2 separate regions of the Mus musculus genome follow, and region 1 is linked to region 2. Evidence: chromatin loops called from intact Hi-C (ENCODE). Cell type or tissue: heart. All regions are shown on one strand. Links, peaks and the distances in the headings refer to the core of each region. The heading gives the core; the rest is flanking DNA. Region 1 overlaps Zfp709 (zinc finger protein 709). Region 2 holds the start of Zfp961 (zinc finger protein 961).

Region 1 (8,337 bases), core at 234-8,233, 63 kb after region 2:
TTTGATGCCAGTCTGGTCTAAGGAACCAGCTCTAGGGTAGCCAGGGCTACACAGAGAAACCCTGACTCAAATGAAAATCCAACAACAACAACAAAAAACAAACAAGAGAAATACAAAAATATCAAAGATAAGAAGTTCCCACATGATGTCAATAGAGAAAGCCTAAAAATAAAATTTCATTTTTCAACAGCTCATTAACATTACTCTAAAACATATTAGGAATACATCTCATTTGAATCCAATACAGAAAGAAGAAATGTACATGACTTGTAAAGACACAACCCATTAAATTCATGCCTTACTGCTTAAAGACACTTAGAGATTAGGTCATCTGAAAATTTACTTACAAGAGTCAAAATTATAAGTAAACATTCTAGTGATTTATCTTCTGAATTATTGACCAGTTAGTGTTTAGTTACAGGGATCTTAAAACGAATTAATGAATTTCATTACTTAAGGAATTTTCATAAATCTTTGTAAACTGTTTTGATAATTTTGTTATACAACTTGATATTGGGTACTTTCTCAGAGGTTAGCCAACTGAAGACTTCTCTATACATCCATTTAAGGTATGTGTCTCTATTGACATCATGTTGGAGCTTCTCACTATGCTATGAACTACCACATAGGTGAATGCCATCAAGATGACTAGAGGCATTCCTACAGACAACATGGCCCCGGGTCTCTGCCCGATGCATTGTCATGCTAAGAATGCCTTTCCATGTTCTATACTTAGGGACTTCTACTGTGAGTCTTATCATGTATTTTAAGGGAACTGGACCGGGTAAAAGCTTTCCCACATTGCTTGCAAATGAAAGGTTTCTCACCAGTGTGGATCTGTTCATGTCTTTGACAATCACTTAAAGTATAAAAGGATTTCCCACAGTGTTTACATACGAAAGGTTTCTCTCCACTGTGAATCCTTTCATGACGTCGAAGGGAACTGTGACCAGTGAAGGCTTTCCCACATTGCTTACACTTATATGGTTTTTCTCCAGTGTGAATCCGTTCATGTATTCTAAACTTACTAAAAGAAATGAAACCCTTCCCACACTGTCCACATACATAGGGTTTTTCACCACTGTGAATCCTTTCATGATTTCGAAGGGCACTGGGATTAGTAAAGGCTTTCCCACAATTCTTACATACATAGGGTTTTTCACCAGTGTGAATTTGTTCATGTCTTTGACAACCACTCAAAGAAGAGAAATCTTTCCCACAATGCTTACATACATAGGGTTTTTCTCCACTGTGAATTCTTTCATGGCGTTGAAGTGAACTATGTCCAGTGAAGGCTTTACCACATAGTTTACATACACAGAGTTTCTCTCCAGAATGAGTCCATTCATGTTTTCGAAAGTTACTGGAAGAAATAAAACCTTTCCCACATTGCTTACATATATAGGGTTTCTCCCCACAGTGAATCCTTTCATGGCATCGAAGGGAGGTATGACGAGTGAAGGCTTTTCCACATTGCTTACATACATAGGGCTTCTCCCCACTGTGAATCCTTTCATGGCATCGGAGGGAACTGTCAACACTAAAGACTTTTCCACACTTCTTACATTTATAGGGTTTCTCTCCAGTGTGAGTCCTTTCATGTATTCGAAGGGTACTGGAAGAATTGAAACCTTTCCCGCATTGCAAACATACATGGGGCTTCTCACCACTGTGAATCCTCTCATGATATCGAAGAGAACTGAGAGTAGTAAAGGCTTTAGCACATAGCTTACATACATAGGGCTTTTCTCCGGTGTGACAACGTTTATGTGTTTGAATGGAATTATAGTAACTGAAGGCTTTCCCACATTGCTTACATACATAGGGTTTTTCACCAGTGTGACATCGTTTATGTGTCTGAAATGAATAGTAGTAAGTGAAAGCTTTCCCACACTGTGTACACACGTAAGGTTTTTCTCCAGTATGAGTTCTTTCATGGTCTTGAAAGTTTGTCAAATAACTGAAAGCCTTACCACAGGCATTACATCTGTACGGTTTCTCTCCAGTATGAGTACGTTCATGTCTTCGAATGTTACTCAGAAAAGAAAAGGATTTACCACATTGTGTACATAAATAGGGTTTCTCTCCAGTATGAGTTCTTTCATGTTCTTGAAAGTTAGTTGAACAAGTGAAGGCTTTATCACATATATTACACCTGTATGGTTTCTCTCCAGAGTGAATCCGTTCATGTCTTTTAATGTTACTCAAAAAAGAAAAGGTTTTTCCACATTGTTTACACGCATAGGGTTTCTTTCCAGTGTGGACCTTTTCAACATACTGAAGAAAATCAGGGTAATTAAAGGCATAATGCTGCTTATCTATACATATTTCTTCTCTAGTTTCATCATTCACACGTATTTGAATGTAATCATTACTTTTGAAGATTTCCTCACATTGGTTCAACTCATAGGATCTCTGTCTAGTGCCACTGTCTTTATGCTTCAGAAAGCATTCTGGATAAATGAAGGCTTTCTCACATTCTCCAAATTTATAGAGGTTCTCTCCATGTAGCTCATATTCATGAGGTTTGTGTGGAGTCTGAAGAGGCACAGATACAGTAAGAGATGACTGACTAATGAGCACGTTGTCCTTGTACACATGGTTTTCACTAAGCATTGTTCTATGAGAACTTTTCCTGTTCACAATGGTGTTTGGAATCTGTCTGAAGATTTCTTTACTTTCAGTACCTTTGCTATGCTCCAACAGTCTTTCCACAACTTCATTTCTGTTTAAAATTTTAAAAAAAGGGAAAGCACAACTTTATAACAATAAAGTTATAAATTCCTTACAAACAGAATTTCTGAGAATTTTTTAATATGATTGAAGGTTCTACAGGATATGAAGACAGGTAATATTAAGGCACTATATTCATATAGGATTTCTTTTTGTGTTAGCATTTGTTTATTTACTATTTGTTTGTGTACATGCTATGGTGGGCATATGGAAGTAGGAGGACAGTTGTGTTTTTTTGTTTGTTTGTTTTTCAAGACAGGGGTTTTCTGTGTCCTGAAACTCACTCTGTAGACCAGGCTGGCCTCGAACTCAGATATGCACCTGCCTCTCCTCCCAAGTGCTGGGATTAAAAGCATGTGCCACCACTGCCCAGCAGGAGGACAGCTTTTAAGAGTTGGTTCTCTTCTACTATATGGGTCCCAAGGATTGAACTCAGGTCAAACTTGGCAGTGAATGCCTTTACCTGATGAATCATTTTGCTAGCCTAATCATATGAGACTTCTTAATACCTCTAACAGGTTAACTATTTTGGGAACAATGAATATCTAAGTCTTATCTGTTTTTGAGGTCAATTGCTTGCTATGATGCATGGGCTACCTTCAAATTCAACTCCTAATAGCTGGGTTCATATTTGCCGCTATATCCAAGTACTTGAGTATTCCTCATGCAAAATACTGAAGCAAAAACTATTTTAATAAAAACTTGTTTTGTATACATAAAATATCTTGAAGACTGTTCTCAGGGTAAACATAAAATTGCTTTATATTGGGCTGGTGAGATGGTTCTTCAGGTAAGAGTACTGACTGCTCTTCCTTAAAGGTCCTGAGTTCAAATCCCAGCAACCACATGGTGGCTTGCAACCACCCGTAATAAGATCTGATGTCCTCTTCTGGTGCATCTGAATACAGCTACAGTGTACTTATGTATAATAATAAATAAATCTTAAAAAAATTGCTTTATATTTTCTCTGTATTCCATACTCAAAGCTTGAAGGAAGGTACACACATTATTTTTTATTAACGTTGTGCTTGGATACAAGTTGTGTACATAAAACCATAAATATTTTCAATTTTATATGCACTTTTTGGGAGAAATGCTTTAAATTACATCACCTTGAAGTTGAGCTTATTGGGATGTTGTCTTGATTTTAAAAACTACTGGCTAAAACCAAACCAAATCAAAACAAACAAAAAACCCTATTGGCCATTTCCATATTGTTGAGCTACATTATCCTGAGTTGGTAAAGTTACCTTTGATTTCTTCTAGAATATCTATGGTCCTCATCTATGTTCTGGCCTTCTTGTGTTTTTCCTAGAATATAGACCCAGAGAAATCTGATTTAGTCATACTAGGAAAAAAAAAACAAACAAACAGATTCTACATAGACTCATGGCATAACATGACCATGCCTGATAAAGCCACCAACTTTACCTTCCCATATTACAAATCATGAAGCAACATTTTTGAGCAAGACAGACTTACAATCTGATTGACCAAGAAAAGGCATGATCTCAGTCATACCTATAGCAGCCAGGTTCCTGAAGGTCTCCTCCATTACATCTTTGTGCAGCTTCTTTTGGGAAGGATCTAGTAAAGCCCATTCCTCCACAGTGAAGGTTACAGCCACATCTTGAAAGCTCACAGAGCCCTACAATAGCCAAGATATTTCCAGAAGAAAAGATGAGATACACAACACTGAAAATCTTGAGTGTTCTCTAAATGTTCAAATTATATCCCAGTCACCACGCTCCTTTTTTACGTTCATAACTGTACTCGCTAACATAAAATCCCCACATTATCTTTGAAGCAACACAACAACAACAACACATACCAACTATCCTGCTGGAACTTACAATTTCTACTAATGTACAAGTCTTCACCATTTTCCCCACAAAATACTACTACCAGCGCAGACAAGTGTTAATACCAGCTGCATTAAACTTGCATATTTTTACAACAGATTATGAGGGTGAGTGTCCTCATCCAATACTAGTTCACAAGGCCATAATGTTCTGCCTCACCACAGATCCAAAGCAATGGAGCCAAGAGACAACAGAACGAATTATCTGAAACATGATATAAAATAAACCTTTCAACTTTGTATAAATTACTTTTCTCATTACTGTGACAAATAGCAATTCATGAAAAGTAAGATTTACTTTGGATTATATCTTGAAAGGGTAGAGCCTATCACCTGGGGAAGGTCATGGCAGAATTCATGGGAATAGGATTATGCAGCATCCAAATCAGTGAAGATCAGAAAGCAGAGCAGGGAATGCTGGTTTCCACTTGAATTCTTCCTTTTTCCTTTTTTATTCAGCCTGGGATCCCAGATTATGTTTATATGTAATGGTTAGTGTTGAATAACCTGGTGGATAGTCATCTTGGCACACCTGTAGGGATTTATCTTGATGGTGTTAACTGATGTGAGATGATTCATTTTAATTGTTGGTGAGACCATCCCCTGGTTAGTGGATGCTAGACTGTACGAAATGGAGAAAATGAGCAGGATCTAGCATGTATTCACTACATTTTTCTTCTGACTTCAGATGTAATATGACCTGCTGCTTCATGTTCCTGCTCCCTTGACTTCTCCATCAGGAAGAATTGTATCTTGAATTGTGAGTTAAACCCTTCTGTTCTTATATTATGTCATCAGGGTACTTCATGATAACAACCTGAAAAGAAACTGAGACTAGTACCACACAGATTTAGAGTGGGTATTCCTTTGTTACCTTTCTGCAAACACTCGCAGAGACACTCCTCTGTGGTATGTGTCCTAGATGATTTCAAATTATGTCAAGCTAACTAGGAGACTTAACTATCACAAAAACCTTCAGTTGCTTTTCTCAGGTATATTGTAATATGAATGCAAAGCTAATTAACATACTCCACTAGTTAAAAATAACATTAACAGATTGGTTAAGTATAGATCATGGTTGGTGCCTGGTTAATTATAATCAAAGAGACTTCCTCTGGTGCCACACTTACTCCAGGAGAGTCTGCGTGACAAGTCCAAAAGCTTGGATGCAGTCCTGAGGCACAAAGTTTCAAGGAAACTGGTCTTGTGGAGAGTCTCTGGTATCCCGTAGCACAGAATTGGTCCAGATTTGTCCTTGCGATAATGTGGAGGGTCTTGCATGCTTTCTTTCAGTATTGTTTTATTATAGGTGCCCCCATGGAATGATCTGACAAATAACTAGGTTAGATTGAACATTGCTTCCTGGCCTTCACCAGTGTCCCAATGTCCTAGGCAATCATTGAGCCAACCCTGGGCTTGGAATTTCTTAAGAATGTTACTTATTCAGGTGAAATCCCTCCAGAGAGATAGTGAAAGAAATCAGGCATTGCAGTTTAATGGGTAAGAGCTAGAAATCTCAGGGCTAGTTCAACAAAGTAAACTTAGAATTCTCATTACAGTCATGTATGGCAGACTACATTACATAATACTAGAAAGAAGGTGGGTTGTGGCTTAAGGAGGAACTAGAGTATTGTATTAGTCAAGAAAAGGTTAGTAGAACAGAACTCCCCTGGTGCATGTTTTTTACTAGGCCCAGAGGAACAGCATAATTAGGTATTTACTAAGGGACCCCTGGTGGTGGGTTAAACAATAGATTAGAACTGCACCTGGGTGTATAGCCCTTTCACCTGGCTCCTAAGAATAGCTGACTTTAGATAAGGTTGATCTTATCTCAGTTGTAAACAATGCCTGATTCCTGTTAGCTTTTATGTATGCATTTCTCTGTAAAGAGTCATTATGCATCTTGACTTATACTGTAACCTTGGCTAATGTATCACCTAACGTCCTTGTTTTTCTTTTGTATTATAAGTCTGATGCTCACTTTGAGAAATTACATTCAGATCTAACATTCTCTGGTGTTTGTGTCTGTCACTCACCAACTCCTTGCCCAACTGAGTACCGGGACCCTGATTTCTCCCCCGGGTTGAGGGACTCTGACAGAGCCAGCCCGAGGTATGTTGGCAGCTGATAGGAATAGATACAGAATCTTGAAGCCAAACATCAGGCAGAGAGCCCAAATTGGAGAACTTCATTTTCGAGTTAAGGGAACCCCAAGGAAGAGGGGAAGAATTATAGGAGCCAGAGGGGTTGGAGATACCAAAAGAACACAGCCCATAGAATCAACTAAGTAGGGCTTATAGGGGCTCACTGAGATTGAAGCAGCAATCACAGAGCCTGCATGGGTTTGCACTAACTCCTCTGCATATATGTTATAGCTGTTAGCTTGGTGGTTTGTGAGACCCTGAAGAGTGGGAGCAGGTGTGCCTGACTGTTGCTAGATCTTGGGACCCATTTCCTCCTACTGGGTTGCCTCATTCAGCCTTGACATGATGAGAGTTTGTGCATAGTCTTACTGTATCTTGTTTTGCATGCTGTGTTTGGTTGATGTCCCTGGGAAGCCAGCTATTTTCTGGAAGAGGAATGGATGTGGGGGAGAAGGAAGGTGGGAAGGGAACAGGGAAGAGTAGAGGAATATATAAGGAAAGAAAAAAAGTTCATGGAAGGGTCTAGGAGATGGCTCAGCACATAAAGCATCCACTGTGTAAGCCTGAGTTTGAACTGTCAGAATTCAAGCAGAGCCAGAGATGGTAAGGCATATTTATAATTTTAACTGTGGAATCCAAAAAAAAAAAAAAAATTAAAGTTTAAATGCTTTCTTACTTGAAACAGGTAGAATCAAAGGCATAATTACAATAAAATCAAAACACATAACCAACGTTCAGCAGAGCAAAACAAATCTTGTGGTTCAGTGTCCAAGGTCTAGGAACTCCTATGACAAGGTGGCATTTAAAGCCAGGAGAATCCCTGGAAGCTGATGGGTCAGTTAGCCTGGAATATGCAGTAGTGAACAACAAAGACTGTCCTTTGACTTCTGTCTTAGTCAGGGTTTGTATTCCTGCACAAAACACCATGACCAAGAAGCAAGTTGGGGAGGAAAGGGTTTATTCAGCTTAAACTTCCGCATTGCTGCTAATCACCAAAGGAAGTCAGGATAGGAACTCACACAGGGCAGGAACTGATGCAGAGGCCACGGAGGGGTGCTGCTTACTGGATTGCTTCCCCTGGCTTGCTTAGCTTGCTTTCTTATAGCATCCAGGACAACCAGATCAGGGATGGCACCACCCGAAATGGGTTGGGCCCTCCCTCCTTGATCACTAATTGAGAAAATGCCTTACAGCTGGATCTCATGGAGGCATTTCCTCAAGGGAGGCTCCTTTCTCTGTGATAACTCCACTATGTTTCAAGTTGACACACCTACAGTTCTAGGGAATGCTCTTTTCTGACCTTCACAGGCATCAGACATGCATGGTATGTATACTTATATGCAGACTATACACTCATATGTGTGTGTATGTGTATCTTAAAAAAGCATACTAGTGGAATTAAAGACACAGATTAACACTAATCCAGTATTAGGTCATTTTAATACCTGTGTCCAATAGACAGGTTATCTGGATAAGAACTAGAGAAACATCAATATTCCACCAAAATATGAAAGAATATACATTCTACTGAGCAGTTCATGGAGGCTTCTCAAAAACAGATCATATCTTGGGACATAAAACAAAGCTTAACAAATTCTG
Region 2 (8,337 bases), core at 20-8,019:
TCTCGAAAAACATCGACAACAACAAAAACAAAAAAACAAAACATAATGAATCTAAACAGCTTCTGTAAGGCAAAGGACACTGTCAATAGGACAAATCAGCAACCTACAGATTGGGAAAAAAAATCTTCAGTAACCCTTCATCTGATAGAGGGCTAATATCTAAAATATATAAAGAACTCAAGAAGTTAGACTACAAAAAAACAAATAACCCAGTTAAAAATTGGGGTATAAAGCTAAACAGAATTCTCAACAGAGGATTCTCAAATGGCCGAGAAGCACTTAAAGAAATGTTCAACATTCTTAGTGATCAGGGAAATGCAAATCAAAGCGATCCTGAGATTCCACCTTACACTGATCAGTATGGCTAAGATCAAAACTCAGATGACAATACATGCTGGAGAGTACATGGAGAAAGAGGTATACTCCTCCATTGCTGGTGGGACCGCAATCTGGTACATTTGGAATGTAAATAAATACAATAATTTAATAAAAAAAATATTTAAAAAAGAACATTTTTTTAAATTGAAGGTTCTGAGAACTTTAACCCAGCCCCAGGCTGAGGTCACATATAGCCCCTATTTTATAGGTACCCTAAGATCAGAGAATGAGGTGATTAGGGCTCACCAGCTTTCAGTCTAGCAGAGAAAGTGTGAGCCCCAGATACTGCCTGTTGCCAAGTGCTTGAGTAGAAGCCCAGTGCTGGGCACCTGGGGATCTAAGGAGGCCTGGAATTTTCTAGGGTTCAGGTACCAGCTTTCTGGTAATTCCAGAGAACTAAAGTTCCCAAGAGGAAGAGGAGCGGGAGGGAAGGAGGGAGAGGGAAGAGGAGAGGGGGAGAGGGGGAGAGGGGGAGAGGGGGAGAGGGGGAGAGGGGGCGAGGGAGGGAAGGAGGGAAGGAGGGAGGGAGGGAGGGAGGGAGGGAGAGAGAGAGGGAGGGAGGGAGGGAGGGAGAGAGAGAGGGAGAGAGGAAGAGAGGGGGAGAGGGAGGGAGGGAGGGAGGGAGAGAGGACAGGAATCTATGTTAAGGATTTTTGAGGCCAAAATGACTGCTTACCTTGAAGATCATTGACTACACCTTTAACACTGGCACCTGGGAGTCAGAGGAAGGAGAATCTCTGAAGTCCCAGGCTAGTCTGCTCTACGAGTTCTGAAAGACCCACAATGTGAGGACTCCCCCACGTTCTGACTCAGGAGAAACAGTCTTGCTGCAAACTGCAAGAGGACTTTTAATTCAAGAGTGCTCTCGGGCCCACGGTCATACACCATACATGGGTAGAGGACCGTGGCGCCCCCCAAGTAGCTGGGTAAGGGGGTATTTAAAGGAAGAAACCACAACTCAAGGAGATGCGGAGGGCGTTGTTGGAAAATACCAAAAATACTAGTTAAGAGTCACAAGGGAGTACAAAGTTACAAGTCACGAGGAATACCTGGTAATTGTGCGAGTTATTTCTCAAGACAGTTTCTAAGAGCCCCTAACAATAGCACATTTGCATAGCCGGTTCCAGCAGGTCAGGGTGGGTCAGGATGACTTTCTTTGAATGAACACTCCTTGAACCCAGGAAGCGGGTGGATGGAGGAATGTCGTTATCTGTTTTATGATTAGCATACCTTGGAGCATTGAGTCACAGAGGTCGCATTCTCAAGCCTGGGCCTAAAGGTCTAGAATTTTGCTTTTGAGTTATACTTTTTCAGTTCTAGGGCCACATAGTGAGACCATCTTAAGGGGCTGGAGAGATGACTCAGTGGTTAAGAGCGCACGTTACTTTTCTAGAGGTCCTCGGTTCAGTTCCCATGTCCCCACATGGGTCCACTCAAAAGATTATGGAGAGTTTAAATTATTGAGGGCTGTTTTTTGGCCCCTTGAAATTATTAAAAAATCCTACAATTCTTAGTCAACCACTAGCTTACATCAAACCCAGAATATCTGAGAATGTTACATACAGCATCAGAAAACTCCAGGACTGAGTTCACACTTGCTTTAAACCTGAGGCCCACTGACACCTTTGATAAACACTTCCTGACTCTTGTTCCTTTTTTTTTTTTTTTTAAAGTATTTTCAAGGTGGGGTTTCTCTGTGTAACCCTAGCTGTTCTGGAACTCACTCTGTAGACTAGGCTGGCCTCACAATCAGTATCTGTCTGCTTCTGCCTCTTTAGTGCTGGGATTAAAGGCCTCCACCACCACTCATGTGTCCACAGCGAGACATAGAGGGTTGTTTGGGGGTTCCAGTCATGGCCACTCAATAAACTATGCCTGTCTTCCTTGTTGAGCTGTGTTTTTTCTGCTAATATGCTCTGTATTATTTATTCTTCGATTGCTCTCAAAGTGTCACTTCTGTTGTGGGACTGGGTCCTTGTTTCTGTCCACAAGCAAGACAGCTGTTACAGGGTCCAGACACAAGTTATGAAGTAGTACTGGTCAGTTGGGGGTTACAGTGGGCCTCTTACCCCCACCTCTTCTGTTTGTGGTGTACCAGGAAAAGGAGAAACCTACAGTAACTGAAGGTAAATTTTTCCAAGAAGATGTGATTTTTTTTTGTTGTTGTTGGGGGACAAAAGCTCATATATATGTTGCTTTTCTCGAATCCTAGAAACACATGGTCCCACCAGGTTTGTGCCCTTCCCCCAGCCTTGAGCAGGCTAAAGCAGACCTTGTTTGCCACTGCTGGCTAGCCCAACTGGGGTAGGGTCTTCTGACCTAGGTGAAGCTGCAGCTGCAGCTTCCTGCAAGAAGCCACTACCAGCTGAGCCTGTTTTCCTGATGAGATCCTGGCAAAGTGGGGGATGGGTTTCCTCCCTTTAAAAACCAGACTCAAGAATTAAACACTGGGCCTTGCTCAGAAACTCTGTCTTTGTTTCATTCCTCTCTCGTCTGTCCTTCGCATCCAGCCCCAGCTTTCTTTTCAGGAACCCAGTTCTCCGCGGCTGCTGGTGGCTATACAGGGTTGGGAATATTCACATAGGAAATGCAATTTTATAAAAAGTAGTAAAGGAAAAAGAAAGAAGGGGCTAGTGGGATGGTTCAGCTGAAAAGGCGCTTGCTGCCAAGCCTTAGACTGGCGTTCTCCAGGTTCCACAAGGTGGAAGGAGAGACCAGACTCAGATTACTGCCCCATGGGCACCTCGATAAATAAGTGTAAATTTAAAACATCAAAAAGAACACAAGCCGGGCGTGGTGGCGCACGCCTTTAATCCCAGCACTTGGGAGGCAGAGGCAGGCGGATTTCTGAGTTCGAGGCCAGCCTGGTCTACAAAGTGAGTTCCAGGACAGCCAGGGCTACACAGAGAAACCCTGTCTCGAAAAAACAAAACAAACAAACAAAAAAAAAAAACACCCCACAAAACCAGCCCAAAGAGCAAATTAACTCCGTGGGGACCCTACATAGTCCTTTCCATTTTACCCCTGAACACAAGCATACATGATCCCCTTTTACATTGCGGTTCGGCTGCGGGCTCTGGAAAAGGGCACCAGAGTCGGTTTGCAAACTCTCGGCAAGTCCCGAGCTTCCGACTGCGCAGAGCCCGCCACTCCTCTGCCCTCCGCTCCCACCCGCGTCTCTGAGATGCACTCACCATGGTGCACTCTCGTCTTGCCTGAGCTGCGCTGTGGCGGGTGTCACTGCCGCGTACCTTGCGCATTGCTAAGCCGCCAAGGACAGCGCCGAAAATGGCGGCGCCCGGCCTCCGAGAGGCTTCCCGCTGCTGATTGGACGGCTCTGCTATGAGCGATTCCGATTGGCTTTAGAGTCCCTGATAGACAGGACCAGCGACCTATCGCCTTCAACATAGTCCGGAAACTGATGTTCAGGTCTGGGGTTCGCAGAGGCACCCCACAGCAGGCTCAGGTCTGACTGGGCTTGTGCGCCTGGCTGAAGGTGAACGAGTGAGTTAGAGTTGCGGGCTAATCCTAGACTGTTTAGTGAGAGGTTAACCTGGGCTGCAGGAGACCTTGTTTCCAAAAAGGACACAAGAAAAGCCAGATTTATTCGCGGAAAATTGGGTGTGATGACACACACAACCTGCCATCCCAGCACTGGGGAGATGGAGGGAAGAGGATTTGGAGTTCAAGGCCGGCTACTATAAAAGTTGTTGTGGGGCTAGCCAATGTAAAGCTTTCTTAATCTAAGGCCAGATGAAAGGACAAGGCCAGGGTCAGACTTGACAAGGTCCGGGTTGTGTCCAGAGAAGCGAGTAAGTCCCTCACCCCCAACCCCTTCTGTAACCCCACCCCACCCCCACAACCCAGGGCTGTGGATATCATTTCTAAGGCCACTATGTGCTTGGTCTGTGATGTATTTCAGATATCCTGTGTTCCTTTTGTGTAGCATTACTGATAAGGTTCCCTGTTCAATTGGGACTGGTAGAGGTGACTTGGAAATAATTAGAAAGTAGATAGGCAACTACAGAAGCAGAATTGCTCTTTAATCAGAATGTTGTGGGATATTAGCCAGAGAAGATTGCTTGGACATGGTTTAAGCCAATAGAATGTCTTTATTAACTGGTTGGCAACTACACTGGATGTTAAGGATCCTATTGTAGTACTGAGGGCCTTTCTCAGGGTGAGCTCTTAAACACAAAAACCATATTCCAGGTCAACATGCTTCAGTTAGCAAGATCAGTGAGCCAGAAGCAAAACTATAGAAGCCAAAAAACCAAGGTTTGTACATTTAGAGACTTTCCCAGAACTATAGGCTTTGATTGGCAGGTGGTGCTGTCTATGTGCTGAGTTTTACAGACCAAATGTCAACTCCATCATGGAGTCAGTGGTCTCCATGCTCCTAAGGTCTGGGGCTTGTTCTAAGAACATCTGAAGGGCAGCAGTCTCCCTGAGGAGTAGAGACTGCAGAGATACCACCAGGCACAGTCTTTAAAGCTATGCTTGGCCCTTTCCCCCAACCCTGTCCTGCAGATGAGACCTCCTTCCTGAGCTTCACCCCTGGCTTTAGTTTCAGGTACTGAGTCTCCTCAGGCGATCAAGTGTGATAATGACCTACTTATCGGTTGGTCTTCTCTTGGTCCTCTCTGAGTCTTGGGGGTGCCCTTGACAGATGTAACTGTGATCTCTCGCTCATCTATGGGAATGGTGTCATTCATACCCTCTCATTTCCCCTTGGGATACCTTTTAGAAAAATCTCTACTGAGGCTGTCTTTGCTAATTTGTAGGTTCTTCTTTCTTCCACTCCTTTATATACACTTTTTTCACCCTATCAACCCCCTAACACTAGGTAGAGAGAGAAAAGGATATCAGGGAAAGGGGGCAACATCACTAGGCTACTTCCTGCTAATTATGGGCATTGAGTTCCTTGGGGACAAGTTTGCCCTCAGGATAGCTAATTTCTTCCTCATCTTGTTTCTTCTTTGTGCATGACTACTTAACAAACCATTGCTAAAACTCCTGAAAAGACTCTTTTCCAAGAAAGGGCAAATGAAAGTAGTGTTCCCAGGAAGGAGACAGTCACTATTATGACTTCACAGGGTCTAGTTTATGTTATAGGAAACAGGTTGTGGGTGCCTCTGAAATCCCAGGGGAAAGATTATAAAATTCCACAACCCACTGATGACCCTCTTCCGTATACTGGAGCTTACAGGAATGGAGACAAGAGAGAAGTAAACTTGTCTCTTGGTTTAGTCTGCCTTTCTTGGAGAGGTTAGGAAGGTCTCGCCCTCCTTGGTGCTTGTTAAGTGAAGAACAGCAGGAACAATTGTTTAAGAGGCATAGTTACTGGTTAGAGATACTCCAATCTAGGGATGAAGGATGGCATTCAGAAGAGAGTGCAAAAGAATGGATTTTGGGTTGGTATAAAAAAGATGGTCAGGCCTTTGAGCAGAGGCATAGACTGAAAAGACGCTGTGCCAGCTGAAACCAGGAAACAGAAAGTAAAAGCCGCAGGCCAGGGATGACTATCGCAGTGTCTGTCTTTAAGTGCTTGAGGTTCACATGAATTATTAAAGCTTTTTCTTAGAATTCTGTCTGACCTTTATGTAACCACCTGATCTAATATTCGGTAATCATTGCTAATTTTTGGTCGATATAATCTGCTGCTTTGATTCAGTAAAGACACATCCAGCTCCAGCCTTGTGTGGTGTCTGTCACTCACTAAATCTCTGCCTACTGATCCTTCTCCCTGTTCCTATCGGACTGTGGCTCACATCCGAGTCTGGTTTATCGAAAGAAGTCAACCGGGGCAAACATGGAAACGTGTCTCAATTCCTGTCTTGCAAAGGGATTTTTACAGTATACCAATCTAGATCCTGAGACCCCAGATGTAAAACAACTTAAGACCTACTTCTCCCAGAGTTTCTCTGATTTAGGGCTAAGATATCCCATACTTGGGGATCCACCTGGGAGGCCAGCAGGGGAAAAGGTCAGATCTAACTTAAACTTAAACAAACTTAAACATCTAGAAATGGCACTCCTGACCCTACAGGCAGAAGTCTTAGCCCTGAGAGAGATGAAAGAGCCTGAAAACAAAAAACAAAAAGCTGGAGGGCTAAGGCTTTCCAATTGGCCACAGCATTGCTGGGACTCCCTTGTTTCAAATGTGGTTAAAAAGGTCACTGGGCTCCAGGCCTGCCTGAACCCTTGCAAACCATCCTGACCATGTCCAAGTTGCCATCAAAAGAGACGTTGGGCTATCGACTGTCCCTGTGTCTCTCTCAGTGTGGGGATATCATACCTAAATCACTCTTCAGCTGACTTTCTCGGTCTGGCTATGGATGAATAAGGGAGCCTGGCCCACTGGAATCTCTGACAGGGAGCCTTGGGTAGTTATTATAGTATCAGACTGACCCATCTCCTTCCTTCTGGACACTTACTTGGTCCTGGTAGAATTTTGGGGATCCACTTCTTCCTGTTCCCCTATTGTTGGGGTAGAGTAACATCTTTACCAAGCCTACCACTCAGTTGTATCTTTAGTGGTAGTCCCCTACCCTCTCCTTCCTACTGGTACTCACCTGTCCTATCCCTTGCTGAGAAGGGACCTCCTAAGTCAAGTGGGGGCTTCTATCTCTTTTGCTTTCCCATCTGCTTGGCCTCAGACTTGCCAGTTGTTACTCTCTTCTTTCTCCTCTAAATCATGTGATCTGACATACCTTTTCCCCTGCTGGCCTCCCAGGTGGATCACCAAGTATGGGATATCCATAACCTCTCTATAGCCAGACATCAGTCTTCTCTCACCATCCAATTATAAAACTTTTCCAATTACATCACCCAGGCCCATTGCTTGTCTCAGGGGACTTAAACCTCTTATTTTCCTAAGAAAGAAACCTTTTTGTGTCTCACATCTTCCCCCTTTAATACTCCCATACTCATGGTTAAAAAACTCAAAGGAACCTATCACTTGGATCAGGATCTCTGACTCATTAACTCTGTGGTAGTTTCTCTTTATCTTGCAGTACCCAACCTATCCTCTCCTCTCCACCATCTCTCAGGCACCTCTCATTCTCTGTCCTAGACTTAAGGATGCCTTCTTTTCTACTCCTCTTGATCCCCAGTCACAAAATATCTTCGCCTTTACTTGGACTGACCTGGTCATTCACCTTTCTACCCGACTCACTTGGACTGTCCTACCCTAGGGGTTCCAGGACAGCATGCATCTACTTGGCTAGGCTTTGGTCTTTGTCTTGGCTGGCAATTTATGGAGGTTGTGCACATTGGTCCTGCAAATATCATAAGACAGATCTGTACCATCTTAATCCCCCTTCCTCATGTTTACATACAGGACAGATTTTTATACTTCTACATTTAAGACCCATGGGACACCAGATGGGAGGAGGGTGTCACTGGCAAACTGTATTATGACCTGCTCATCTGGTGCACAGCAGGCACAATCAAAATACAAAGATGATGTTCCCTACTCTCCCAGCATCTTGGTATAGAAAAAATAGAAGGTGTGATCCAATACTCATCAAAGTCTCTTACCTCCCTAAGTGGTCACACCTTCCTGTCCTCATATTTACTCCATCTCTTGTTTTAGACCTTAACCTTCACATATCAGCTACTAAATATTACTGCCTGGCACTTTGGAGAATGCTGGCTCTGCATCCCTCCCAGATCAAGCTCATAGTCACCACTTGTGGCTTCACCCATCACATTATGGCCTCTCCTTTGTTATCCTTTGTCAACTGCTTTGTGAGCCAAATATCACTGCTACCCCTTTCCTTTCCCACATTTCCATCTTCAGCATTGCAGACTGTTTTAATTGCTCAGGGACATATATTGTGGGCACATGTTGTAGAGAATATTTCATCTCAATCGGGGATTCTACCCTGCCTATGATCATTCAGTTCCTGGATAAAAGACACACAACTTTTATTATTTATAATAAGCCTTAATCAG

The links. Peaks named below come from ENCODE experiments on the same cell type or tissue, not always from the same donor. Only the 100,000 strongest peaks of a DNase experiment are listed, where the experiment ranks them.
Region 1: it touches region 2 in a loop (2.0-fold over the local background); 4 of 42 quality-filtered maps call a loop at or near these places.

What each region holds. Positions count from the first base shown.
Region 1 is chr8:71,883,308-71,891,644 of GRCm38, reverse strand. Zfp709 (zinc finger protein 709) reads right to left here. Exons shown (of 4, transcript NM_145624.4): 2 at 4,255-4,381; 3 at 3,984-4,044; 4 at 1-2,725. The coding sequence ends at 733. Among named protein-coding and RNA genes, the nearest start is that of Zfp709, 5.4 kb to the right of the region's middle. In heart, for the core only: no CTCF peak of the experiment used is centred there; no DNase peak of the experiment used is centred there.
Region 2 is chr8:71,946,396-71,954,732 of GRCm38, reverse strand. It overlaps Zfp961 (zinc finger protein 961), which reads right to left and starts at 3,667. Exons shown (of 4, transcript NM_001164581.1): 1 at 3,573-3,667. The coding sequence starts at 3,638. In heart, for the core only: no CTCF peak of the experiment used is centred there; a DNase peak (open chromatin) is centred at 3,762; H3K4me3 peaks cover 2,449 bases; H3K27ac peaks cover 1,903 bases; H3K27me3 peaks cover 29 bases.